Linked DNA regions of Mus musculus: region 1 is linked to region 2. A link is a loop called in an ENCODE intact Hi-C map of the cell type or tissue named here. Cell type or tissue: left cerebral cortex. All regions are shown on one strand. Links, peaks and the distances in the headings refer to the core of each region. The heading gives the core; the rest is flanking DNA. Region 1 has its middle 59 kb from the start of Dleu7. Region 2 has its middle 18 kb from the start of Gm35307.

The links. Hi-C counts contacts between places; a loop is a spot of excess contacts. Peaks named below come from ENCODE experiments on the same cell type or tissue, not always from the same donor. Only the 100,000 strongest peaks of a DNase experiment are listed, where the experiment ranks them.
Region 1: a loop joins it to region 2, with 2.1 times the contacts of the local background. A loop is called at or near these places in 3 of 42 quality-filtered maps.

Annotation. Positions count from the first base shown.
Region 1 is chr14:62,231,310-62,236,689 of GRCm38, reverse strand. No RefSeq gene overlaps it. Among named protein-coding and RNA genes, the nearest start is that of Dleu7, 59 kb to the left of the region's middle. In left cerebral cortex, for the core only: no CTCF peak of the experiment used is centred there; DNase peaks (open chromatin) are centred at 483 and 3,029.
Region 2 is chr14:62,050,619-62,055,998 of GRCm38, reverse strand. No RefSeq gene overlaps it. Among named protein-coding and RNA genes, the nearest start is that of Gm35307, 18 kb to the right of the region's middle. In left cerebral cortex, for the core only: no CTCF peak of the experiment used is centred there; a DNase peak (open chromatin) is centred at 2,563.

The DNA of each region.
Region 1 (5,380 bases), core at 226-5,225, 180 kb before region 2:
GAAAATCATTAGGGAATGCAAGGGATGTAAACTTGAGTGCTGCAGTTCAGAATTTAATATATCTAACTTATTAAACACATAAATCAAAAGCAGCTCTTCTCTTTATCTAAGAGTCCTTACTCTAAATTAGTGTCTTAAATTGGGCCTACAGGCATGCTTTATTTTGCCCACACAAGATTTTGTAAGATTGGGAGCTTTTTGTTTGCTTGTGTGTTTTTTTTTTTTTTTTTGTTCTTCTTTTTGGTTTTTAACCTAAAAGCTACTTGATGGGACTATGGGCAGAAGTAATGAGCACTTCCCTCATCGCTTGGTCTTGTTCTGTTACTCTCCACAATGAGCAGGGCGATTTGGAAAGCTTTTTCCTACATTTTTAAATTGTCAGACTGCAATTGTTGCCTTGAAAGAAGCTCACCAGAGCAGCTGAAGAGAGCCACTGCATTCCTTCCTACATGCCTCGGGTGGCAGCTGCAGTGGATGACAGCTGGAGTCTGAGAAAGATGCAGCCGCGATCTTTCTGGGCAATGATAGATGGAGCTGGCAAAAGACAGGTCTGCAGATGGAACACAGGTCTGCTGCTGCCCGCTGTATCACCCACACATTCAATCCTGCAGCTCCCAGGGAGAACAAATGCCGTGTGTGTGTGTGTGTGTGTGTATGTGTGTGTGTGTGTGTGTGTGTGTGTGTATGCGTGAGAGTGTGTTTGTTTGAGTGTGTGCATATGTGTATGGGTGCGTGTGCATGCAAGTGTGTATATGCGTGCATGTATGTGTGAGTGTGCGTGTGCATGTGCATGTGTGTGTGTGTCTGACTTTTGTTGTCTTGTTTGTTAAGGGAAGATCTCACTATGTGGTTTGAATGAGTCTCAAGCTTAGGACCCTCCTACCTTGCCTCTGAAGTGCTGGGATGTTGGATGAGCACCAGGTAGGTATCTGGTGAGATCTTGCTTTAATATACAGAAGAAAATTCGAAGGCTAAAAGAAGGTCTGCAGAAATCTGAAGTTTGAGTAGATCGATCTCTCTCTCTCTCTCTCTCTCTCTCTCTCTCAAACACAAGCAAACAAAAAGCTCCCAATCTTACAAACACAGGACCCCTATTACTAAGATTTGTAAGGAGCCTGATCAAGTGAGTGTTTCAATAGAGCCTACAAACTGTTAGCTTCCAGATCTTGTTCTTCATGTGTATACTTCACATAAAAATCTATGTTTCTATTCTCTCCAGAATTGAGGCTCTTGAGCAATGCTGGTTTGCATTAGCATGCGACAATGATTTGCAGGAATGCAGTGATGGCTTCCCTCTGTGAATCAGATTCTGCTCCTGGAGGCCCACTTCAGCACCCTACAGACACCCAGCTCTGCTTTCTCATGCTGGCTCCTGAAAGAGTGAATGTTTGCCTTCAGTGGGCTAAGGGAATTTGGTCAGACTTTTATGTTCAACTGTCAACTAAACCAGTTCTTCTTTAAGAGAAGAACTTTTCCTCTTCCACATCTTCTTTTTAAAGTGGCATTCTTCCTCTTGCTGCCTAGTGTGTTTATAAGTTTGACTGAAGCTGTCTTAAAGAAGCGAAGCTGTCTTAAAGAAGCAATGCAATGCTGGACATTTGGGAGAGAGAGAGAGAGAGAGAGAGAGGAAGAAGAAGAAGAAGGAGGAGGAGGAGGAGGAGGAGGAGGAGGAGGAGGAGGAAGAAAGAAAGAAAGAAAGAAAGAAAGAAAGAAAGAGAGAGAGAGAGAAAGAGAAGATATGCCAATAAGAAGTTTTAAAAAGTAGAGCTAAGCGCTCTGAGGAGCAAGATAAAGTCCTGCATAGTGGCCTGGAAGCTGGTGCTATGACTGTCAGACATTTGTGGAGGAAGGCCTTTCCTATTTTGGAAATGGAAAAGTTTAGGTTTTAATAACTATTCATAAATAAAAGTAAAATCTTGAATCTACAGAGACTCAAAACTATGTTTAGACTCAGGACTATTAACTAGTTTACTCTTCTTAAAAGGAAAAACTATAAACAAACAAACACCCCTATCCATTGACAAAGGCCTATGTCAAAGAAATGACTAGTATAGCCCACATATTGGTTGGGAAAATATTAATGTATAGAAACTGTTCTATTTTCCTTGCTGTTGCTATGATAAAACACTGGCCAAAGCAACTTAGGGGAGGAGAGCCTTTCTTTGGTTTAAACTTCCAAGTCATTGTCCATCATTATGGAAGTTGGCATAGGAACCTGAAGCAGAAACCATAGAAAATGTTGCTTGTTGGCTCACTCATAGGCTTGTATTTAGCTACTGTTTTTCTACAGCTCAGAATTATCTGTCTAGGGAATGGTGCCACCCATAGTGGGATAGGTCCTCTCCATCAATTAAGACAGTCATGACACTCCATATCCTTCATATATATTCTTCATAGATATACCAACAGTTCAGCCCAATGAAGATAATTCATCATGTGACACTATCCTCACAAGTGACTCTAGGTTGTATCAAGTTTCCAGTGAAAGCTAACCAGATCAGGAACCTTGGAGTTTGGGAAGTTTTCAAAGTCTATCCAAGAAGTGATGGCATGGGTTGAAAAACTTATCTAAAGGGCTGTACCCTTTGCCAAGGACAACATATCACTACCTCAGATAAAATATAACTGTGTATAAATGTCAGGTTCTAATGTTGAGTAAACAACTCAAGCAAACAATATCACAGTCACCACGAGTAGAGGTCGAGCTGCTATGACCCTAAGGATAAGATCATCTAAGTTCCAGACAGAGACTGTAAAACAAGTATTGTCAAAACGGCAATACAGTTCAGGAGAGAACTGAAAACAGAAGAGAAAAATATGACCCTTGTGTGGTGGAGGCTCGTGGGTCTCACACTGTTCCATGGAAAAACATATGGGGTGGAGTTATCCAGAATATACTTGAGAAAAAAACACATGGGGATAATCAGAGTGAGTAACAGAGCATAGATTCTTCGGATGGTAACTATCATAAGCTTTGGGAATAAACACGGAAATGGTGTGAGCCAATTCCCCACAGTTGGTACAGATTCGACCATCTGTGATCTCTTCAGTCTGGGGTTTCACAGACTTAAAATGGATGGTTTACGTCTTCAATCCCAACACTAGGGAGGCAGAGGCAGGTGGATCCTTATGGATTCAAGATCAGCCTGGTTAACCAGTGAGTTCCAGGCCAGCTAACACCAAGAAGGCTGGCATTGAGTCTTGGGGTTGTCTCAAGACTTTTATCATGCACACAAGAAGGATAGAATAGAGGGAATGAAGTAGGAAATACACATCTGTGTTGGTTGAAGTTCCTCTAAATTTGACCCCAAACAGCCACCCATACACCCAGGAAGCTCTGCCAAACACAAGCAGATACATTGCACAAGCAAGGGAGACACTTGTGGTTGAATCATACACAGTCAACCTGCTGGAAACCAGAAGAGAGGTGGCATGGACAGCAGCTGGCTCCTGATGAAGAAAAGGGCCTTTTAGACAACACAACTGGAGAGAAACTTGTTACCAGATGACAAACAGGCCAAGAATCCTAACAGATGTTTGGGCTGCAGACAAGCAGAAGGAAGCCACAGCAGTACCAAGAAGGACAAGGCCTAACAACTTGGTTTAAATTAACATTTGATGCGTGAAACACACTGCTTGGGGGAAGAGGGTATTTTTCCTGCTTGTGACCCACTGCCCCAGCTGGCCGGGAAACAGTGATGAGGATGATCGAGTCTGCCCTGTCTGGATCTTCTCCCTCCCAAGCCAGGCTGAGGGACGCCTACAGGGTCCCTGTGCTCCATCTACTTTCCATGGCCAGGCTTCAGTGTTCATTGCACCCAGGCTGGGAAACTAGGAAAATGGGAGCTTATCAGCCATCCAGTGGCTTTGAATTCTAATCTTCTTTTCTTCTTCTTCTTCTTCTTCTTCTTCTTCTTCTTCTTCTTCTTCTTCTTCTTCTTCTTCTTCTTCTTCTTCTTCTTCTTTCCTTCTCCTCCTCCTCCTCCTCCTCCTCCCTCTCCCCCTCCCCTCCCCCTCCCACTCCCTCTCTCTCTCTCCCCCCACCCTCCTCCTCCTTCTTCTCCTCTCTCCTTCTTCTCCTTCTCCCCTCTCCCCTCTCTCCTTCTCCTCCTCCTCCTCCCCCTCCCCTCCCCCTCCCTCTCCCTCTCTCTCTCCCCCTCACCCTCCTCCTCCTTCTCCTCCTCCTCTCTCCTTCTTCTCCTTCTCCCCTCTCTCCCCCTCCTCCCCCTCCCCTCCCCCCTCTCTCTCCCCCTCGCCCTCCTCCTCCTTCTCCTCCTCCTCCTCCTCTCTCCTTCTTCTCCTTCTCCCCTCTCCCCTCTCTCCTCCTCCTCCTCCTCTTCCTCCTCCCTATCTAACTGGTAGACAGAGCTCATTAGTACTGCATAGTGGAATTATGAAAAATGTCTTACAATGTAAGGAACATTAGCTGGTTCATGTAAGAGACTAGTTCTTCAATAACTCATGCAGATCAGAGACAGGTCTTTGATCCCAGGTCTCCATCTTATGAATTGCATTTCCTGAATTACCCTCTGAATTTGTTGAGATTGAGGTACCTCCAGGAGCAGATATGTGTTTGAAGTCTTGATATGAACCAGGGACAAGGGACAAACATCCCAGTGTTCAATGAATAGATATTGAAACATTTTTGATTTTTGTTTGTTTGTTTTTTGTTTGTTTGGTTTTGCAAATACTTGATGAGACTAGGGAGACCATACAGAATCTGAGGTCATCAGACTCCAAGAGGTGGGTAAGGAAAAGAAATCAAGAAAGATCAGATGTGCAGGAGAAAACATGATTCCCATTCCAGCTCCTCCATGGATCGCATGCTCCATGCTGTTGGCGTCGGATGGTGCCGCCCAGTGCTGTTCTAGCCATCACTTGGAGCAGGGTCGCGGATGGAGAGGAGAGTTAGAAATTCTGCTGATCAGTCCATACTTCAAATGTTAGATAGAGGAGTTCTGCACCAAGCCTGCCTTTTAAAGCAGCTTTTAGTGATGTGGTGTTTATCATCATGTTAACTTCATAAAATTCAGGATCACCTAGAAGACCTGTCTCAGCTGTCTGTGAGGAAGTTTCCAGAGAAGTTTAACTGAGGGAGAAAGACTCACCATGAGTGTGAGTAGCACATCTAGGGATACAGCATCCTGACCGGAGCAGAAGGGTTTGAGAAGCTGAGCACTGACTGTGCATCCTGACTGGATGAGATGTGACCAGCTGCCACACATGCTCTGTTTGCCAAGCTTGCCCTCCATGATCAACTGTCACCTTTTCAAACCATGAATCAGAATAGCCCCTTCCTTCTGTCAGGTTGTTTTGTTACAGCAGCAAGAGAAATAACTGATACTCACTAGTTCTGCAGCAAAGGTTAAAGAACTACTGC
Region 2 (5,380 bases), core at 227-5,226:
GGCAAAGGAGGATGGGGACCTGTTTAGAAATTGTTCTTTGGGGCGATTCCCATCTTCATTGTAACATAGCAGCAGTTCAGTTCACATGAATCAGCAGCTGCAGCTCCATCCACTTGTAAGCGCCATTCACAAATCAGCAACAGCGGTTTGACCAAACCTTGGGCTCTGCCAATCGGCCCGAATCTGTGCAGAAGTGACAAGAAGCTGACGAAATACTGCAAGAAGGGAGGTGGTTTGTTGTTGTTGTTGTTGTTGTTTTGTTTGTTTGTTTGCTTTTTTGGTGTTTCTCTCTACAAAATCACAACAATGATCAGGGAAGAAGGCAAGGTGAATCAATGCCACAGTATCACCAGCAAAGACCAAGGAAGACCAGCAAAGAGTAGCAAGGCGAACCAATGCCACACTGTGTCACCCACTGTCTGTTGTGTTATATTTATGCCCTTTGCAAACATTATATGTCCTCTCAAGCATCTGCTCTAGCTAAACATCCCATGCCCTTTTTCCAGAAAAACACCACATGTCTGTTCTTTGCATAACATCCTCCCACGAGTCTGCTTCAGCAAAATATCCCTATAAGGCAGTTTCCAGAAAAACATTACATGACACAATGGAGTCTCCAAAGGAACCAGAAACTTCCACTTCGGTGAATCCTAAGGGCAGTATAGCGTAAATGATTTTGAGAATCCTATATTCAGTATAACCTGTGCAATATTCCCTCATTTACTTTTTAGTGTTGGGGATGAATTTAAGGCCTGACACATATTAGGCAAACACTCTACCAATGAGCTTTATCCTCAACCCTGATCCTTTTTGCTCTGTTCACATTCTCAAAGTTAATTTTCTTCTAAACTAATTGTACTGGTGAGCTGCTCAGGTCTGTCTCATTCCTATCTCCACGGCTGATACCATCTCCTCAGTCTGGCCTTTCTGCTTTCGTCCACAATGACCTATGAGATGATATTGATCTCACTAGATCAGCTAAAGCAACGTTACATCTCAAGACCTTGACTTTAATGGTGTCTGAAAAAAAAACCTTTTTTAATTTATAATACATCATATGGAAGAGATTTGGACAGTAACACCCAGACTTCTTTGGGAGCATTGTTCTACCTCCCACAAGAGAACAAAGGCTAAAATTGGAAGGAGATGATGAACAATCTCATAGTCAGGTCTCTTCCTTACTGTCAGGCAGGATGCCCTAGAAGGAGACACCTTCTCTATATATGAGATGTGCTAATGCTCCCGACACAGACATTGTAAGTACAGAATACCAGGAATTCCCTCCATAGCTTTAAGGAGGGACCAAAAGCTCTATAAGAGCTCCAGAAGACAGCTGGGTGTGCTTTCTAATTTGGATATCTGAATTGGGCACACAAAAGAAAGAGGAGAGTTCAGCTTGGGGGCTGGTACATGAATGGGTCCCCGTGTAGCCGAAGAGCACCCTTTTGCCTCCTGAAGGGCAACACTGGACTGGGGGTGGGCACAGATGACAATGTTGTATTTAAACAAGTAGCTCTGGTGAATGATTTGATTAAAATTATCCAGAATTATTTTATATTATAGACAGAAACTTAAACGCATAAGGGCCTCAGACCAGTAGGGGACTCGGTCAATGTCTTAACAGAGACCAGAGTACACTAAAGAGCAACCTTGGCCACCTAGGGCTTCCTCTTCCTGTTTTATATCCTCACATCCAAGCCTGATTGCAAAGCTTCTTGTGAAGGACTTTAATGTGAAAGAAACCCAAACCACACTTAGATTGGCAACTTTTCTCCTGCTTTATTTTTGTTAAAATAAAGTCAATTCTTGCCGCAGGCCTAGGTGCCAAAGTGACAAGAGCCAAGTTATCAGTTTTCACTTTGCCCATTTCCACAAAGAGAAAGAGAAAAAAGATAAAGGCTCTGTGTGTGTGTGGGTGTGTGTGTGTGTGTGGGGGGGGGTATATGTATATATAAGAGCATAAGCATGTGCAAACCCACAAATTTAGTAAAAACTGGACCCTAGTCCTACTTTTATAGCAGTAGTATTTTGCTCATGATGGTGGGGAAGATAAAGAAATGGGGAAAAACTGTCATTGACTTGAAGACAGATTGGTGTGTGTGTATGGGGGGGCTGTTTCACAGTTCTTAATTTTTATTCTGAAGGACATAGTCAGAGATTTGGTCAAGGCCACCAAAAGATGTCAAATAATGCTGATACACAAACCTTGAAAAATCTACCTTTTATTTTTGTAGAAAAAGAGAGAAATTTGAAGTAAAACTTCAAAACTTTCATTTCCACCCCTACCCCCACCCAACCTGCCGAAGAGGAGGTCTCTCCAATCACTGCTAAGCGTGATTTGGCAAAGTTCAACTGCCAAGTCTCCTTCAAGACTGGTTCTCATTACTGAGAGACACCTTTTTAGCTTTCTCTGGGGCAGCAACCATCTTCCCACATCTGGGCTGCTCTCTTTCCTCCAGGCAGCCTCGGTTCCTTTAAGGACAGCACTGAAAATCTGCAGTTCTCACTCTCAGGCAGCAGCAAAACGCCATACTCCCAATACTCTGCCACGCTGCTGGATTCTCCATCACTGCAGAATTGCATGATGAAACACAAATCTATAACCTCTGGGTAGCTCAGAGCATCAGTTCACACAGAAGAATCTTAGAGTCCTGCAACTAATAAAAAGCAACCCCCACCTCATGCTTATAGCTGGAAAAATACAGCCAAGGGAGGTGAGTAAGACAAACACCGCATCTGTAGGAAAGCTGTTGTCACTGAAGACGGGAGGGCTGCAGAGAAACACCAAAAGCATATTTCCATTGCACTCCATCAAGATATTTAATAAAACTGCCATGCTGGCCACGTTACCGGGCTACTTCGGAATTGTTTTCACGGTAACTCAGCAGGAAACCAACATTTGAACCTACCAATCTTTGCAGTCACAAATTCAATTTTAAACTTTTTATTTAAAAAGCCTTGAGAATATCTATCACTCCAGGCAGAAGGATGATAATAACATTGAATTTTATGAATTATTACTTTCCAATCAAGGGTGACAGACTCACTTATATGAACAGGGAGAGACTTTTTCATAAGCAGCCGTGTTCTGTCCAACTTCTCCTGATTCTATTTTGCCAAAGAAAGGAAAAGGATATTACATTTTAAAATAAAATTCTTCCAAATAAAATCCCAGCAGCGCTTAGCTCCAGAGAGTTCTTGTGGTGCCTTTGGGTTGTAAATGCCGGGGTTGCATGTCACTCACATAAGCTCAAGTCTCTCCATTTTGGGCTGAAACCCCAAGAACAGCTGGAGTCTTAGATCTGAGTCATTTGGACCCAACACAGCATGGGGACTCCAAACCAGAACAATGTTCTCGCAGCCCACTGTAACTTCTCGTTTTTTATGTCAGCTTGCAGACAAAGAACCAGCTACTCACAGCTGTCAATCATGAAAACGCAGCTGCACCCACAAACTGGATACCAACCAGGTCTTTACCAATGTTTTTAAAGGGTCACTGCAAAGAGAGGTTCTGGGTTCTGGGTTCTGAGTCTCCAACTCAGTCCCTTGGAGGCTTTGATTCTAGCATGTTTACAAGGGAGACCCTTAGAGATACTCAGTTTCCTGTCTCAACTGAACCAGATACATTTTAAATAAGAAAGATGAAGACGGAGGATTGCAGACTCTCGGCTCTAGCTGCATATAGTCCACACTCACTGATTTTAAGTCAGGACCACGGGTCTGAAGTTTGCTGAGCAAATAAAAGACAAAGAGAATTGTAAATTAGATGGCTTAAGACAGGCTGTTTCTTAAAATCCTTTAAAAATAATTTATAAGTATTCCTTCAACTATAAATAGCTGACATGTTCATTACAGAGAATACTTTAACAGTGACACACTGATTATAAATAGTGCTTATCTGTAGGTCTTCCATGACCCCCTAGGAGGAAACTGCTGTCTCTGCATACTGAGTTCAAGTTACTCAGTGTGTGAAAAGGCAGTAAACTCTTAAGGTTTAAACATGGTTTATTAAAACATGTGTCTCACAAAATTGGGTTGCCTTGCCTCCATTAGTCTGGAATAGTAAATTTTTTACTGCAATCCTCAGGGCATATGTATTCCCAGACTGTTAACTCATTAAAGGATCTGTGGTGAGTTACTTAACTTCTCCTAGTCTAGATTTACCCTTTATGGAAATAATGTTACTCATTTGATCTGTAGGTTGATGCACACGAAGTCTCTGGAAAGCATAGAACAAATGGGGGTCCCCAGTAAATGATCGTTACCCCTCAGCAACTAGGAGACAGAGAAATTGGTTGATGTTGTCATAAGCCAAGTTAGAATTCTACAGATATTTTAACCACGAGTATATATTGAATAAAGTAATTTGGGTACTAAATTGGAGGTCACAGTGTGTGCCCCAAGAGGTGAAGTTCAGTTACATATCCTTAAGAAGCCAATTAAAACAGCCAAATTAACAGTATATGGTAGGAAAAGGAGATTTATTCAGTGTGGCCACAATGGAAAGAGGGGCAATGAGACCCAGTGACCCCCCTCATTCATTTTTAGGGTTGTGAAGTAGGGCCAAAGTAATGGAGGGCCAGATACATGTACGTCTATGCAGTTCAAGGCAAGGCATGAACTTGTCCACCATTGGCCATTATTGTCTGGGCTTTAGTGTAATGACAAATTGACAAGTTGTAAGTCTCTTTCTGGGAGTAGCTTCTCCTCCACCTGGTACATTTTTGTTTCTGCCGGATGATTACAGTTTGACAATAGCCCAAAAGGGACTATCAGAAGTCGAAAAAGAAGGATCTATTCAGCAAAGACACCAAATAATCAACCTGCGGCCAGGCAGCACACACAGTGGAGTGGAATGCATGTGTCACCACTGCCAAGGACAGTGCAGTGGTGCCAGGGCCGTGCCATTTGTAAAGTTCCTCCATTTTGGTTAAATGGTGACAATTTCCTGAAACCACAGCAATTAGCAGTCCCAGAACTAAAATAACTGTTTTCCTAGATTCTTGCCATTTCCCCTGCAGACCCCAGGTAATGGTTGACCACGAAAGGCGATTGTAACCACCAACATTCTTTTATTCGTACCTCACCTCCTCCAGTCACTCCTGGCAATGCCAATCTCTGGCCCAATCAGGAGGCTTTTGACATTCCTCAATCTTTATGCCCCCCTGTAACTCCCCGTGGGGGACAGCAGTCTCTGATTCCCTGACCTAGAGATCTTCCTTCCAAGGCTATCTTGGATTAAACCTCTTTTGTTGTAGAAGTTGCTCATTTCCTTGTCTGTCTTTGCTTTTATAACTCTTTCTTAAATCTTCTACATGTGGACCTATGGAGATATTTAAGAGTCAAACGGTAGCCCAGAGCAGTGCTGCATAATTGTAAT